Linked DNA regions of Homo sapiens: region 2 is linked to region 1. Evidence: chromatin loops called from intact Hi-C (ENCODE). Cell type or tissue: A673. All regions are shown on one strand. Links, peaks and the distances in the headings refer to the core of each region. The heading gives the core; the rest is flanking DNA. Region 1 overlaps DCC (DCC netrin 1 receptor). Region 2 has its middle 230 kb from the start of LINC01630.

The links. A loop is a pair of places that touch in the nucleus more often than their neighbours do. Peaks named below come from ENCODE experiments on the same cell type or tissue, not always from the same donor. Only the 100,000 strongest peaks of a DNase experiment are listed, where the experiment ranks them.
Region 2: it touches region 1 in a loop (4-fold over the local background); 1 of 110 quality-filtered maps calls a loop at or near these places.

The regions. Positions count from the first base shown.
Region 1 is chr18:52,385,843-52,388,762 of GRCh38, forward strand. All of the region lies in intron 1 of DCC (DCC netrin 1 receptor), which reads left to right. Among named protein-coding and RNA genes, the nearest start is that of DCC, 47 kb to the left of the region's middle. In A673, for the core only: no CTCF peak of the experiment used is centred there; DNase peaks (open chromatin) are centred at 1,609 and 2,199; H3K27ac peaks cover 2,500 bases.
Region 2 is chr18:51,619,868-51,622,787 of GRCh38, forward strand. No RefSeq gene overlaps it. Among named protein-coding and RNA genes, the nearest start is that of LINC01630, 230 kb to the left of the region's middle. In A673, for the core only: a CTCF peak has its summit at 1,435; a DNase peak (open chromatin) is centred at 1,454.

The DNA of each region.
Region 1 (2,920 bases), core at 140-2,639:
ATTGTTTTCCTCTTTTAAAATTACCTCTTCACATATTGGTGCTGCGAGCTATAATAGCCATCTAATTAGTAGAAAATAATATTTGTTTGGTGTATACTATGTCCCAGGGATCATGCTGAGCATGATATATAGATAGCACAGATGTGTATGCATATATATGTGTATACTTACGCAGATATAGGTAGATTCTTATTCAATCCTCACCAGAAACCTTTAGGTTGTTTCTAGACATCTAGCATAAGGTCAGAACTCAATATTAGCCAACATTAATGTTATTTTCCCATTTCACAGGTGAGAAAACAGAGGCTCTGGGAGCCTAAGTAACTTTTCCAGGGGGCAAAACAGCATCCAAATCCAAATCTTTCTGAACCGCTATTTCAGAACATTTCCCATCTGCCAGATTACCAAACAACAGTGATTGGGTTTTTAGGGGGTTTCCCATATTCAAAAGACCTGTATTAAATTCCAGTTTTAAGATCTTAACAAAGATATAGCTTTCATTTTTTGCCCTCAAACATGATTTTAAATTTAAACCTTGTGATGAAATGTCATTAGGGGATTTTGGTAATCCTCATATTAGTTTTTCAATCAGTAAATGATGTTTTTTCTTGAGTAATATTTCCCTAGTCATTTATTTTCATTCCTTTTCTGTTGGTCCAATAGGCCTTTTGTGAGCATAATGAGTTTTGAAAGAAATGGAGTGATATATTAATTAACCAAGCTAATTATCTTGGAGAGCCTTGATTTTTAAACCCCAAGGTGTATACATTATTTCTGAAAATGTGTGTTGGGAGATCTTGATTGAGATGGTTTAGGCAGAGGGAAAGACAGCCAAGTAATACACAGCAGGATAAGCAAATTTTGGTTTTAGAAATTAGGGAAAGAGATTGTTGGGAATTTAATTGCTGGTGCTGTTTTGTTTCCCATATATAATTTCTAATATATTACAATTGCACACATAGTTTGTACACATTACACAACATGTATCATATATCAAAAATCACCTTTCACCATAAGCTCAATGTCCTCATTGAAACTAACTCTCCAGTCTAGTACCTATTACAGATACCATTACGGGAGTAGCTCTGGTTTTTGATGCCATAAGTTGTAGCTACTTAAAAGCCAGTAGTTTAACTCCAATTTGAAGAACAAAATGAAGCAGAAAGGGCAGAGTAGCTAAGGTGAGATGTATGATGTTTTATTTCATCAGTAGCAAATTACACCGAATTCAGCTGAAAATGTCTTTCTCATATTTTCTTAATAGCACTTTCAATTGAAATAGACACATAGAAGAAAGATTCTTAAATGGCAACAACTATTGATCATGTTCTTTGCTTCCTGTCTAATGTACTAAGCAGTGAGTTAGTGCTTTGCAGCAGGTATGGCTCTGCCCTCCAGCAGCCTGTTTTCTATGAGACTTACTGAAGGTGTGTGAACACCGATGACATCATGGACATCAGGACAAAGGATAAATGGATCTTGTGGGAAGGGAGAAGAAAAAAATTGGTAAATTACAGGAGACCAGAGAGCGAGTCTGGATGATGACATTTCCCAGCTCTTCAGGGCACAAGAATGGTATATTGTTTTCACGTGTATTGAAGCTGCAGCAATCTCCTTCTGCAAGCCCTTGCTATGTGTTTGGACAGAGCTACTACCAGCAGCAGAGACACCAGCTTCCTTTAAGATCTTTCCAATGCAAGGGAGGGCAAAGCCAGGCTGTTTTGTTTTGTTTCTTCCTTCCTTCCTTCCTTCCTTCCTTCCTTCCTTCCTTCCTTCCTTCCTTCCTTCCTTCTGTCCTTCCAGCTTTAATGAAGTATGATCTATGAACAAAAACTGTCTATATTTAAGAAGAAGAATGTGATATTTCTATTTATAGTTTGTTCTGGCCTCATTGTTTGAGGCCTATTGCAATGCTCTCTACTCTTTCAAATATTCTGCTGCAATGAATGGGATTCTCATAGGTTACATCCAAAAGAACTCTTTTTCTCTTTACATTTTGCTTTGGATAGGAAAATAATACACATTTATAAAAGTTTAACCAATATCTAGTTTTAAAAGTAAAAAGTAAATGTTTTCCTTTGCTCGCCACCACCAATCATGCTCCACTGCCCAGAGTTGACCCTTGACAACCCTGGAGGGTGTTCTTCAGCATGGCACATGCATCCATGGGCATACTAATCACATCGTGGTCTATGTGAGGGGCTCTCCCTGGTACCAGGCAGGGCTCAGCCTGCATTGCTAGGCATGAAAGCCTAGAATAACATTAACATCTGTGGACCCAGTGGCGAGCTTTGGAGGCCTCAGTCTTAGTTCTGTCACCAACTTGCTTCATGTTAGGTGTGACGTTCAACTTCTCTATTTTTTTTTTCTGCTAATTGAGGCATTAGGAGAAGGCAACTTTTCATGTGTCTGAAGAAGACATTGGAAAAGAGGATTTCTAATGTCTTTCCAGCTCTAAAATTCATAGATGTGCTATGTATCTTTCTAGTAATTTGTTGCTTTGTAGCCACAGTCCATAAACCAGGCTGTTGACACACAGCTCTCCAGATTCCAGGATCAGACAAGAGAATTAATTTTTATTTATTATTTAGGTTCTGCCAAATTACTGTTTTCTGGTTGCAAATTAAACTACTATTGCAGAAGCATTTTCCTTTATAAGTGCCACTTTTTTTTTTCCCCACGGAAATCTATACTGTATTTTGCATGGCTATTTCCAGTACTTTTAGAATGTGTAGGGGAAAAAAAAAAACCTTTGCTAGGAGTATTTCAGCAAAGTTTTTATTTGGGCCATCAACTTTCTGTCAGCTTCCTGCAGGTAAACTGGAGAGAGAAGGTGAGATGTATTCTTTGGACATTTTTCCTTCCAGGGCCTTCTCTTCTGCTTTCAGCAGCCTTCCCACACACACGTGAAAATATGTAG
Region 2 (2,920 bases), core at 251-2,750, 770 kb before region 1:
TGCTAGAGATTTTGATTTAATTGGTCTGGGGTGGGGGCTAAGCACTGATGTTTTTACATCTCCTCTGGTGATTCAGATGTGCATTCAGGGGTGAGCCCTGCTGGCCGAAGTCTTCCCTGAGGTCTCTTCCAGCTTCCAGCTTCGACGGGAGGAGTTTACAAGATATTCCTTCACTGAGAGAGAGACAGTCTGACACATATGAAGTTAAAGTTACAAAGAGCCTTTGGAGGTGAAAAACCTGAAAACCTCTGTTTCTAAAATTAAAACCTGCCACCGTTGTTCTCTGTGGGAAAAATTTGACTGGTCAGAGCACAGGGAAGCTGGGTTGAGGAATGGTCCTGCTATGGTCTGGATGTTGGTATCTCTCACAATTTATATGTTGGAATCTAATAACCAGTGTGATGGTATTAATAGGTGGGGCATGTGGGAAGGGACTAAGTCGTAAGGGCTCCACCCTGGTGAATGGGATTAGTGCCCTTATAAAAGAGGCTTGAGCAAGCCCCACTCCCCCTGCACCATGTGAGGGCACACAGAAGGCACCACCTATGAGGAACAGGCCTTTACCACACACCAAATTTGCTGATGTCTTGATCTTGGACTTGCCAGCCCTGAGAACTGTTAGCAATAAATTTCTATGGTTTATAACTTACTCAGCTTAAGGTATTTTGTTATAGCAGCCTAAGCAGACTAAGATAAGTCCAAATCAGTGTTTGGCTGCTCAAAGATTTGTTCATAGCATTTGCCTGTGTTCTAGACATAGGTCAAAATCTGCCCTTGGGTTTAATTTGCATCTTGCCATACCCCTGATATTATAGATTCAGAAAGATACCCATCCCTTCTGCTTACTGATGGATGCTCTAACACATAGCATGTGCCTGTGTTCTAGACATAGGTCGAAATCTGCCCTTGGGTTTAATCTGCATCTTGCCATACCACTGATATTATATTATAGATTCAGAAAGATTCTGCTTACTGATGGATGCTCTAACTTCTGTGTCTTATTCCTGCCTTCATCTTTAGCTAGCCTTTGATAAATGGTTGTTCCTATTCTGGGAATGGTAGAATTGGTTCTGGCTTCTGAGCCTGACTTAAACACACACTAGCTGTGTGCCCTTGAAGAGGTACCTTTTTCTTCCCGGCATCAATTTCCTCATCTGTTAAACCTATGGCCCCAAGGTATCTTCTGGATAAAATGCTCTATGCTAATGCAATGTTATGAAACTCCGCTGATCCATCCAGAGTAGAAAGCTGAGCTGTCTTCCTGAAGCAAAATGGAGCCCAGACTTTTGCAAACTGATTATTCTCACAGGTACCAGAGGTGGATTTGTGGGGAGCATCTTTCCAACTTAGTCCACCCCAAAAGAACTGTCTCTTTCCACCTAGCCCAGTCAACAATGAACCCAGCTTTGAAGCACTTGGAGCAAAGGCTGCTAGATGGCGCTGTTTCCCCAGATTTGCAGGGAATCGGCGTTTCAGCAGACGGCTGTTGGAGAAGAATTAACAATTAATGTCCACTGTATCAGCCAAAGCCGGCAGAAAATATGTTATACTCCAGAAACTACAGAGAGCTGAGATTGCTCAAAGACGTTTGGCTGTTAGCTTGGTCCTCTGCTGGCCAAAAATGTAATCCATTCTCACATTGGTCCCATAAGTAAGGGACATTAATCGCAAGGGTAAATAAGGAATATTATTTGTATGCTTATTTTCTCAGTCTTATTACATTTTCTTCTGAAAGTTTTCCTCATATTTTAATTAGAAAACAATCATTACTGGGCTAGAGGGTGATTATAAGCTAACCAATTCTGATGTGAGTTCACTTTGCGACTGCTTAAAAAAGGAAACCACCAGATGAAACACATGGGCTGCCTCTCCGAATCCATATGGGCGCTTGCAGGGAATCACAAACCGAGGCGCGAGGGCTGTGGTAGCAGGCAGATTTCTCCTGTTTTCGTAACCTTTATTTTTCTACAACAAGGCTGTTTGAGTCAAGAGCTTGAACACCGCAGATGTCATTGTCTTCATCAAAAGGCAAAGACATCCTTTGTCACACAAAAGGAGAGTTAGGGAAGCCAGTAAAAGGGAAGGGCAAAGAGGTCGTGTGGTACATTCTCAGCGCTGCTTCTTGCATTTTTCCGTCTTAGTGTTTGCAACCTTCATTCCCACTTTTTCCAGTCCTGCCTTGCTGGGTACTGAAAGGTAAACTCCTTCTAATGATGACAGAGCACAGTGGGAGGAGGGCACTGTAAGATTCTGCTCTCCTGCCTGGATCCTGACGACCTTCTTTGCTTGTAGATACGACCACATTGTGGGTAGCCAGTGGTGCAGTGGCCAGGTTGATTAGCAGAACCGCAGGATTCTCTTGCGGGCATTGGTCACACTCTGAAATGTAAAACCTATGCCTTCCGTATCGTGCCCCTTCCCCTTACTTTTTGTGTCCTGACTTCTTCCTTGCCCAGAAATAGCAGTCTGTCAAGTTTAAATTATTAACTGCTTCACCCTCCCTCTGCCACGCTGTCTGCCGCTCACATTTGCAGGCTGGAGAGAAAAAGAATGAAACCTATGTATTTCCCTCAAGTTTCAAAATTCACAAATTTTGCTTTTTGTGAATTCATGGTGTGCATAGTTTAGATTTAGAAAAATATTCCCAGTGCCAGCTCCTCTGGTGTGCATTTTTTTAAAAAAGCACACATTTTCAATCAACAGCATCAACAACTCAGAACCCAAGCTGGTGGAGAAGGGTGAGTAGGGGGCTGCCCATGGGGAAGCAGAGCATCTTCCCTCCTGGCAGGGAAAGGCTCATCTCTTGACCCAAGGTGCCAATTACTATTTTAACCATCCTCCCCCACTGCCCAAGAGGCAGCTGGAAAGGAATCAGCATGCTGGGAGTTCCCAGAGCGTCTTGCTGGCTCCCCAAGGCTTC